Regions from separate parts of the Homo sapiens genome. Here region 1 is linked to region 2. A link is an interaction called in ENCODE POLR2A ChIA-PET data of the cell type or tissue named here. Cell type or tissue: B cell. All regions are shown on one strand. Each heading gives the region's core, and the rest is flanking DNA. Links, peaks and the distances in the headings are about the cores only.

Evidence for each region. Peaks named below come from ENCODE experiments on the same cell type or tissue, not always from the same donor. Only the 100,000 strongest peaks of a DNase experiment are listed, where the experiment ranks them.
Region 1: POLR2A ChIA-PET joins it to region 2 with 10 read pairs; 3 of 35 experiments call an interaction of 5 or more read pairs at or near these places.

Annotation. Positions count from the first base shown.
Region 1 is chr2:64,924,618-64,929,994 of GRCh38, reverse strand. The region is part of intron 1 of LINC02245 (long intergenic non-protein coding RNA 2245); the gene reads left to right. Among named protein-coding and RNA genes, the nearest start is that of LINC02245, 5.1 kb to the left of the region's middle. In B cell, for the core only: no CTCF peak of the experiment used is centred there; no DNase peak of the experiment used is centred there; H3K4me3 peaks cover 1,337 bases; H3K27ac peaks cover 2,563 bases.
Region 2 is chr2:64,637,991-64,643,367 of GRCh38, reverse strand. The region is part of intron 1 of SERTAD2 (SERTA domain containing 2); the gene reads left to right. SERTAD2-AS1 (SERTAD2 antisense RNA 1) reads right to left here. Exons shown (of 2, transcript XR_940172.3): 1 at 1-5,377. Among named protein-coding and RNA genes, the nearest start is that of SERTAD2-AS1, 3.8 kb to the right of the region's middle. RefSeq lists enhancers at 1-71, 367-1,150. In B cell, for the core only: no CTCF peak of the experiment used is centred there; no DNase peak of the experiment used is centred there; H3K4me3 peaks cover 587 bases; H3K27ac peaks cover 4,629 bases.

The DNA of each region.
Region 1 (5,377 bases), core at 164-5,163, 290 kb before region 2:
TTGCATTGTATTCATACAGTGGACATAGTCCTCAATAACAAAAAGGAATGAAGTATTGATACAACACAACATGGATGAATCACAAAATTACATTGAGTGAATGAAGCCAGTAAAAATAGGACATATGGCTTAATTTCATTTATATAAAATTCTAGAAAATGGAAACTCATTTATGGTGACAGTAGGCAGTTCAGTTATTGCCTGGGAAATGAGGAGGGGAAGGTGAAAAAGGGCAGGAGTGAGAAATTACAAATGGGCTTGAGAAAATTTTCTGGGGTGATAGATACGTTATCTTGATTGTGGTGATGGTTTCACTGGTGTATAAATATGTCAAAACATGTTGAATTGCATACTTCAAATATATGTAGTTTGTTGTATGCCAGTTGTACTTCAAGAAAGCTATTACAAAATGACTTTTGCAGATTAAGAGTCTCAGCTCTTAGAGATGTCAGCTGCAAAAAGGGAACCCAGTTGACTTGGATAGGAAATGCATGTCACCATATTGCTTAGACACCACCAAACTAGTGAAATAGCTTAAAGGGATCTGATATGAATAAATGTATAATTACTGTTTGGAAGATATTTGTTGTAGTTTATTATTTTATAGTTGCATCCAGAATAAGAAACCATGAAGACACATATAAATATTTTCCAGTGCTAAAATATTTGCCTCTTGAGCAGGGTTGAGTGGATTATTAAGAATTCCAAACAATAATTACACATTAGTTTAAATATAAGCCTAGGACTAAAAAGAAATATATCTCAAAAAGATAATAAAATGAAACAAGCAAATGTTCACAATGGCAATTAGCACCAATTTAGTAAAAGAGAAGGACAGTCCATATTCCTTAAAGGGAAGCCAATTCCTGAGGCTTTCTCCCCACATTCATCAAGGCTGCTGAAGAGGGCATTTCCCAAAGAACAGCAGCCTCCAATGAGTGCCTGGCCATGTGAGAGAAATTATAAGTAGATGGCTGCTAGGACGTTGTTTTTCCCAAAGGGGAAATTGTGCCAAACCCAAGTGGGAGAAGGCAGCCAAGAAGAAGAGAGCAGGCTCACCACAATGTAAAGCAGCAAAAAAGGAAAAGTGCCCAGGTCACAGTGACTCTCTCACTGTCAGACTAATAACTGTCATTTCTTGCTGCTGTCAGTAAGACTTTTCTCCAGCAGCCATCCCCTATCTACCAATTTTCTTTCCTAATCTTGGGCCAGAATCCCCTAAGATATATGGAGCATTTTACTAGGAAATAGTACCAGATTTCCCTAAAGAATTAAAAACCTAAAACCCAAAAGGAGTAGGGTGATCAGGCAAGTGGAATAACTATAACAAATAACTAAATATAAGAAATAGCCAGGTGTGGTGGCTCAGGAGTGTGAGGCTGCCGTGAGCTATAATTGTGCCACTGTATCCAGAGCCTGGGCAACAGAGCAAGACCCTGTTTCTGGGGGGTAATGGGGGGAAGGAATGTATACAGAGGCCAGATGTGGTGGCTCACGCCTGTAATCTCAGCACTTTGGGAGGCTGAGGTTGGTGGATCAACCTCTGAGTTCGTGGAGTTTTCAAATGCCCCTTGGAACTGACATAAATGTTTCCTACAGAAGAAGAAAGGCAAGGAAGAGTTGAGGCTCTAGCTAGCCCTGTGGCTGTGGGTGAGCTGCCCGGCCTTTTCAAGCCTCAGTTTCCTTGCCTGTCAAATGGGATTGTTAATGGCTACCTCACAGGGTTGCTGAGATGCTAAGAGCCCTGAAAGGGTTTTGCAAAAGCCAAAGCATTTTACCAACATGGAAAATTAGCACCATCTGTGTGTCTATGGAAAATCAGACAGAACTTTGATATATTGTTTATACCAGGTTTCTTGATACTTTCTAAACAATATCCTGGGCTGGTTGGGGTAGCTCATGCCTATAATTCCACAATTTTGGGAGGTCAAAGCAGGAGGATTGCTTGAGCCCAGAATTCGAGACCAGCCTGGGCAACATAGTGAGACCTCATCTCTATGAAAATTAAAAAAATAAAAAAACACAAAAAAACCACCAACCAAGAATATTATGCAAAGCTTTAATTTCGGCCCATTGCATTATGAAAACAAGTAGACATTTGTCTTGCTTCCCAGTTGTACAAATTTCTGCCTCCCTTGAGATCTTGATTTATCTGTCCCCTTTACCCCACCCACCATCATGTGTCTAAGGAGATGACAATGACAACCCAACTGAGGAGGCTGGACCCAAGGACTAAACTGTGGTTGGCCTTAAGGTCTGACTGGAAGCCAGCAGTTCCTGGCTCCTCACCCCTTTTGCCTCTCCTCCCCAGAGCTGAAGCCACATGTATTAGTCCTTTCTCACACTGCCATAAATAACTACCTGAGGCTGGGTAATTTATGAAGAAAAGAGGTTTAATCAACTCAAGTTCCACAGATTTGACAGGAAGCATGGCTGGGAGGCCTCAAGAAACTACTTACAATCATGGCAGAAGGTGAAAGGGAAGCAGGTACATCTTACCATGGCAGAGCAGGAGAGAGAGAGAGCACGAAGCGGGTAGTGCCACGCACTTTTAAACCATCAGATCTTGTGAGAACTCACATATTATCACAAGAACAGCAAGGGGGAAACTGCCCCTATGATACAATCACCTCCCACCAGGTCTTTCCCCCAACACCGGGGATTACAATTCAACATGAAATTTGGGTGGGGACACAGAGTTAAACCACATCATTCTGCCCCTGGCCCCTCCCAAATCTCATATCCTTCTCACATTTCAAAACCAATCAGGCCTTCCTAAGAGTCTTCCAAAGTCTTCACTCATTCCAGCATCAACTCAAAAGTCCAAGTCCAAAGTCTCATCAGAGACAAGGCCAGTCCTATCCGTCTATGAGACCGTAAAATCAAAAACAAGTTAGTTACTTCCAAGATAAAATGGGGGTACAGGCATTGGGTAAATGCACCCATTCCAAATGGGAGAAGTTGGCCAAAACAAAGGGGCTACAGGCCCCATGCAATTTTGAAACCCATCAGTACAGTCATTAAATCTTTTTTTTTTTTTTCCGAGGCAAAGTCTGGCTCCGTCACCTATGATGGGGTGCAGTGGCACAATCTTGGCTCACAGCCTCTGCCTCCAGGGCTCAAGCCATCCTCCTACCTCAGCCTCCCAAGTAGCTTGGACCACAGGTACACACCACCATGCCCAGCTAATTTTTTTTTTTTTAAAGAGACAGGGTTTTGCCATGCTGCCCAGGCTGGTCTCAAACTTGTGAGCTCAAGTGATCCACCACCTTGGGCTCCCAAAGTGCTGGGATCACAGGTGTGAGCCACCGTGCCCAGCTGATTAAATCTTAAAGCTCCAAAATAATCTTCTTTGACTCCATGTCTCACATCCAGGCCATGCTGATGTAAGAGGTGGGCTCCCATGTGCCATGTCCCAAGGCTGCACAGAGCAGCTGGGCCCTGGGCCTGGCCCATAAAACCATTTTGCCCTCCTAGGCCTCTGGGCTTGTGATACAAGGGGCTGCTGTGAAGGTCTCTGACATGCCCTGGAGATATTTTCCCCATTGTCTTGGCAATTAACATTTGGCTCCTCTTTACTTATGCAAATTTCTGTAGCTGGCTTGAATTTCTCCCCAGAAAATGGGTTTTTCTTTTCTACTGCATGGTCAGGCTGCAAATTTTCCAAACTTTTATGCTCTGCTTCACTTTTAAATGTAAGTTCCAATTTCAAACCATCTCTTTCTCTATGCATATCAGCATACACTTTTAGAAACAGCCAGGTCACATCTTGAATGCTTTGCTGCTTAGAAATTTCTTCTACCAGATATCATATGTCATCACTTCCAAATGGAAAGTCCCACAGATCTCTAGGGCAGGGGCAAAATGCCACCAGTCTCTTTGCTAAAGCATAGTAAGAGTGACCTTTACTCCAGTTCCCAGTAAATTTCTCATCTCCATCTGAGAGCACCTCAGCCTGGACTTCGTTGTCCATATCACTATCAGCATTTTGGTCAAAACCACTCAACAAGTCTCTAGGAAGTTTCTAACTTTCCACATCTTCCTGTCTTCTTCTGAACCCTCCAAACTCTTCCAACCTTTGCATGTTACCCAATTCCAAAGTCACTTTGTCATTTTTAGGTATTTCTATAGCAGTGCCTGACTCCCAGTACCAATTTCCTGTATTAGTTCATTCTCACACTGCTATGAAGAACTACCTGAGACTGGTGATTGAATCATGGGGGTGGACTCCCACCAGGCCCCACCCGCAACATGTGGGGATTGCAATTTGAGATGAGATTTGGGTGGGGACACAGAGCCAAACCATACCACCTCAGCATTCCATCTCTGGTCCCAGCCAACTGCAGACTCTCAGGCTTTCATGCTGCATCCCTAGTATCTGCCTGTTCCAGCATCTTGAATGCTCGTTCAGGTTGTAAGCAAATACCTATGCAGTCCTTGTTCCTGAGGCTCAGTCATCATAACTTGCCCAGAAGCTCGGGGCACTTAGGATGGGGTTCCTGCCTTGCCTTTTCCAAACACAGTTCATTTCCCCTGTCCTTGCTACAAGAATGGGTCTCCCCCAAAATTCAGGCCACATGTCCAGGCTGTTGTCCTCTCTGCAGACATGCCTGATGAGCTGACCTGTGAGGACCTCTGAATAAATCAGGGATTCTCAGCCTCAGCACTGTTGACATTTTAGTGGGATAATTCTTCACTGGGGGCATGTGGCTGTCCTGGGCATCACAGAATGTTTACCAGCACCCTTGGCCTCTACCCACTGGATGCCAGTAGCACCCCTCACCCAAGATGTGAGAACCCAGCCTGGATGTGAGACATGGAGTCAAAGAAGATTATTTTGGAGCTTTAAGATTTAATCAGCTGGGCACAGTGGCTCACACCTGTGATCCCAGCACTTTGGGAGTCCAAGGTGGTGGATCACTTGAGCTCATAAGTTTGAGACCAGCCTGGGCAGCATGGCAAAACCCTGTCTCTATTAAGAAAAAAAAAAATTAGCTGGGCATGGTGGTGTATACCTGTGGTCCAAGCTACTTGGGAGGCTGAGGTAGGAGGATGGCTTGAGCCCTGGAGGCAGAGGCTGTGAGCCAAGATTGTGCCACTGCACCCCATCATAGGTGACGGAGCTAGACCTTGCCCAGACATTGCCAACACTGTCCCCAATGGAGAGTCACGAGATGAGGCTTCCTCTGAGAGCCCCTGTTGCTGCCTCCTGGAGACCTGTTACTGTCGGTTGGAGCCCCCAGTTGCCCCATGAATAGCTTCCACCTCTCATCAGTAAGCACAGTTTCAGAGACTGATCAGCTGGCCTTCCACTCTGGGACATTTGTTGAATTTTTGGCCACCCAGCCTTGACCCCACTTCCTGAGTTTGGGACCAC
Region 2 (5,377 bases), core at 50-5,049:
CCGTACACCACGGCAGACACTGTAGTTCAGTGTTGCCTTGTTACCTGACTTTTAAAACAACATACCACTTAATTGTGAAGCCTGCTGCTCTCCTGAGAAGGGAGCATACAGAATGTGTAGTTGTTGCTGTTTCCCAAAAGGAAATTGGAAAAAGCTCTTGAAAACGTACACAAGGTACAAACCAGTTGGGCTTCTAAGGCGATGCTTTCCTGAGTTCCCCGTCTGTCCCCGCACCAGGTCAGGGTGGTGCCGAGCTGCACAAGCCCCAGGGGTGCAGGACCAGGTGTCTCCACTCAATCTTTGATTCCTTTTTGGTCACAAGACCAGTCACACCTTCCCCAATTATTTCCTCTCTTAAGAATTTAGAACTAAGCTGTGAATTTGACCCCCTTTTAAAGTCATTTTGTGGCATGAATTCTCTTTCTCCAGAGTAGAAAAGTCTATCAGTGAGAGTTTTCCTTCCGCCCGGGCTAATGACAATCATTTGGGATGAATCAAGTTAAAACATAATGCAGAGTTTTACATCTGTGAAGACTTTTGCATCTTTTTTTGACTGGCACAGAGAAACCCAGCAAGCCAGCCTTGGTGGTCTGAGGAGGGCTCCCTGTGCGGCCTCCTACAGCCCCCACACTGCCCCTGCCCCCCCAACCCAGGGTCTGTCGAGGGAACCACCAGGACGCTGTGATGCTGCAGAGGCTGGGGTGAGCCTGCAGGTTAAAGCAGTGGTTTTTGTTGGTGGTGGTAGGATGACAGAAGTGGTAGTTTGGAAAAGTCAATTTAATACTCTCACTTTAAAAAATCATAACATTTACTTTGACAGTTCAAATAACATTAAAGGACAGTAATTTAAAAAAAAAAAGATTTTTAAAAAGATGTAGCTTTTAAATAGTTGAAAAACCTTGAGCTAAAGATAACCTTTTCTGATTCATCTTCAAAAAAATTGTTTGCATTTTTTTTCCAAAATGCAAAATGTAGTAGTGGGAGATGTTACTTACTCTTTTAAACGTAAGTACTGTTTCAGTTCCTTTCTGGGCTTTGGATAAGATCCCACTGCCATCACTTTAAGACCCCAGCAAGGAGAATCTGGGCCCCACTGGGCCAGTAGGATCTGACACATCAGTTTGAGACCCTGAGTTTTGTCATTAAAATTGAGTATAAGACATCTTAACTCTGCGTGCAGTATTTTGTTTTCTAATGTCAGTTGTCAGTTGCTATCACAAAAATGCTGTTCATTCCTTTTTGTCCTGCTAAATTAGACACAAATAAGGAAGGCCTTGGGAATCAAGATTAACTGAATAAAGATATCCTCCGGCCTAAACTTGAAATGGCCTGATGAGGAAAAGAAGAAATGGTAATTCTCAAAGTGAGGTTCCCAGACCAGCATCACCCGAAAGTTTGTTGGAAATGCTGATTTGAGGGCTCCTCCCCAGACATGCTGAAAGAGAAATATGGGAGGTGGGGCCCAACGGCCTGTGCTTATCAGGCCTCCAGGTGAACCTAAGGCTTGTCCGTGGTTGAGAAGTGAAGGATGGGAGAGCCGCTCACAGAAGAGCTTCTCAGCTGGAGCTTTCCTGCCTACTCCATATCTCAGCTGCTGGTGCATTGCGCGACCCTGATCCCGCCTGTAAAACCGTTCAACTCCGAGGTCTGTGCAACCCTCCCATTCCTCAGACCCTCCCTCCCAGACACAGTTCACGCTCAAGGACACACACACACACACCTGGCTCTGTTTTTACAGTGCTGCCCTGGCTGCCCCTTGGTGTCTTTCCTCATTATTTCCACTTACTGTTCGTGTATTCAGTGACCATCTATGGAGCATCTTGTGTTGGAGACTACCTTATGCTGAGGGTACAGAAGTGAACAAAACACACACCGTCTGTGCCCTAGGGGGCTCACTATCTTGAGATGGGAAACAGATATGAAGAGACAATCCCACCTTAAATGTAACTTTCAAATAGGCTACAAATCTATTTCCAGCAGTCTCCCGGCCGCCCCCAGCCCACAGTAATCTCTCAGATTGCTTACTGTGGGAGTCACTCAGATTCTGGAATTGCAAAGCCCCAAAAAGTCAAGTCATTCAGGCTCCTGGTCCTCTGGTCCTTTGACTTTTGAGGACACTTCTAGTGACATTTGTTACTTTTGAGCATCTACCCAGATTGTAGCTTTTGAAGGCAGGGTCCTTCCTAATGAAAAGTTGCACAGTTGAAAACTAGTTTTCATGTACAGAGTTGTGTTTAGTATGAAGTTTCCTGGAAAACTCCAGAAGTTTTCATTTATGTCTCTACCAATGAGTTTTGTTCTTTATGTTTGAAACTTAGTTTGCTGCAGTTAATAGCAGTTAAAATTAATGTTTAGAAAACCAGAATGCTAGGAATTTGTTTCTAAAAAGTTTATTGGGGAGGGAGGTCATTTGATCTCAAACCTCATGTTAAGAGCCAATGACTATTCAGTAGAAAAGTGGCTGGGGTTAGTTTTAGGCCCCTTAGGGTGGGCAGAAGATGGAGGAGCACCCACGTGATTCCTCCACGTGGGAGTCTCCAACCCCGCCCTGGAGCTCAGGGGCACTTTGGGTCTTTAGAAAAATTGGGTAGAAGACATGGGTTTTTTAGGCTTTGGTCTTCACCAGCCAAGGGAGGAGATAAAGTGGAGTGTCAAAGCCCCGGGGTGACCTAGGAAGCCAATGGGTCACAGGCCCCCCTTTCGTGAACTCCAGGCCCCCCCTCCGCAGGAACCACAGCACCCCCTCCCTAGAGTCACCTACACGTCCTTAGCTCCTGCTACTGCTTCATCTTCAAGTTGCAGCCCAGCGAAGCCTTTTTGAAAGGTCCCTTGCCTCTCCAAAGGGTGGTTAAAGAGCTATTGTTATTTTCTTAGAGTGCCTGAGGAAAGAGAGGCTTCTGAGGAGCTAGGAGCTGGGCCGACCCTGACCTTGGCCAGCCTGAGCCAGGCCCAGAAAGGCCTGGAGGGGCTGATGCGCCTGGCTTCTTGCCCTCCGGTTCTTGAGGGCATGTCGTGTCTTTTCTCCTTTAAATTGGGCCCTGCTTAAGGAGGTGGTTGTTACACAAAGCCCTGAGAGTGAGAGTTCCCACTGCCCTCCCCCTCTAGGAGTTGGAGGCCTCTTCTGAATATGCTCATTGTAATGTTACTGCAGTGTGTCAGGCAAACTTAAGGAAAATGACTTCACTTTTTATTATGTTGCATTGTATTCCTTTCTGTAACAGCTTAGATAGAATTAGGATTAAAAATCAAGATTATATGCATTTTACAATCTTACTGGGTGTGTGGAGTCAGTTTTGCCTTATAATACAAAACAGAGAAATGGTGGCAAAACTGCCTTGAGGTACACTTCATCAGGGGTCCGTATTCACACCTCTGAGGTGCATCCAAGATTTGGTGTGTGTGTCTGTTCCTGCTTACAGGTTTTGCTTACCGAGCCCTCTGCCCTCCCCTTCCAGGCAGCATTACAGATGTCTTATCAGGCTTTCTCTAAATCATTAGGATTAGCACACAGCTCTGGCCAGCTGGATCATTCTAATTGGAAATTAGGTGCTTCTCACATTGAAATCCTTCTGAAAATATCTCCAAAGATCTCTTTCAGCTATGGGAATTCTACTAAATGCCTATAATATTTTGCATGGCCTGTATACTTTTTAAATAGGTGAATTCTGTAGATTCAGTGATTATTTCTAGAAAAATGCAGTATTAAAAAAGCCCTGTTGTTTGTTCTAGTAACAAGTCTTTAAAAAGACAATTCTGCATTGATGACTGTAAGAAGAGTCTACACCATCTTCCCTAAATGTTACCTCTCCTCCAGAAAACCGATAAAAATCCACAGTGGCAATAAGCTAGTTTGTTTTCGGTTGTATTTTGTTTTACACTTACGGACAGTGCTTCTCAAGCTTTCTGTGATTAGGGGCTCTCTTGGTTCCCTGGCCCCCCAATCTTTCACAGACTTCAGTAAGACACAATAAAAATAATTATCATAAAATGAAATAAAAATACAAAGTTATGGAAAATAGAAGCCCCATTTTAAAAATTCCATGTACAGACATAACAGTTACTGTGTAAATTTGCTGTAGAAGTTTCTAAATAATAAAATGTCTCTCTCTACATACCTCATCGTGGACCAGTAACAGTTCGCAGACAGGCACCATCTGTGGCCACACTTTGAGAAACACTATTTTAGAGTGTGTATGTATCTGTGTACTCACACATTTAAGTATGTTGCCATGATCACATTATAACATAACATAAATCTTAGAACTTTATATGAGAATTAAATGCACTTAGCTCTTTAGCAAAAGTGAAATTTTTCTATAAGTATTTAAATGCTTAAATTATAAGCAAATACCAATAGCATACCTGTGAATACAGTTATGTTTCAAAACCCAGTTGTCCAGTAGTACCTCTCATGCATGAAGTAGAAAACGTTTTGCAATATGAGATGAAACCACCTCCACTCTGATTCACCTTCAAGTTTAAACAGATACTTTAGATAGGAAATGTTCTATGCAAAGTAAATACACAGATGAGAATTTTAGCACTAAACAGTAGGAAATATGTCTATCACTTGAAGTATTAGACAAACCAACTGTTACTATCATAACCTTTATTGCCCTGAAGAACAATTAATTACTGGACTGGTCATTGTGATTGACATTGACAGCCATTTTTTAAATGTTAACAAAATGAGGGGAAATGTTTCATGCAAGTAACTCCACATTCTTCATAAGTATTAACAAATCTCAAGCCGATTCTGATGTTGATAGGTCGCAGCTTGTTCATCTGTCTCTTCTGGAGACCTCATGAGACATGAGGTAAGACGGTTACCCCAAGTGGCAGGCTCCATGTCTACCTGTATACTGGCCTTGAGGGCAGCATGGCCTGCTTTGTGACAAAGTATGAGAAAGAAGTTCTGTGAAGTTTATATTCCATTTAGCCTTATTTCTTTAGGTCGAGACTTGAAATTCAAAATGGTGATCAGGTGTAGGAGGGGCTATTTAGCCTCTTGAAGGCCAGGGTGTTCATGTGGGACTCCCCACTGGGCCTGGCCAAATGCCTATGACAGTGTAGATGTGGATAAGTTATTAAAGGATTGAATGAGGTGTGATCAATCAGCTGAAGCAGTTCATTAAAAGGTAAGTGGCATTTAGAAGAGAAATTGAATAACTACAAAGCAGTTGCCTGTATATGAAGACATGAGAGTGAGTCACACTGAGGACAGGATTAGCAGGAGTCCCTGAGAGTGCTGTAGCTGGAGGCGGGGACGGTGAGGGAGCAAGCATGGGCCTGGCTTCATTCGAACCACGATCCTGGTCCGAACACCAAAAGACAGGTTTCTTGTTAAATGGTTAGAAAGTGAGATCTTTGAGGCAAA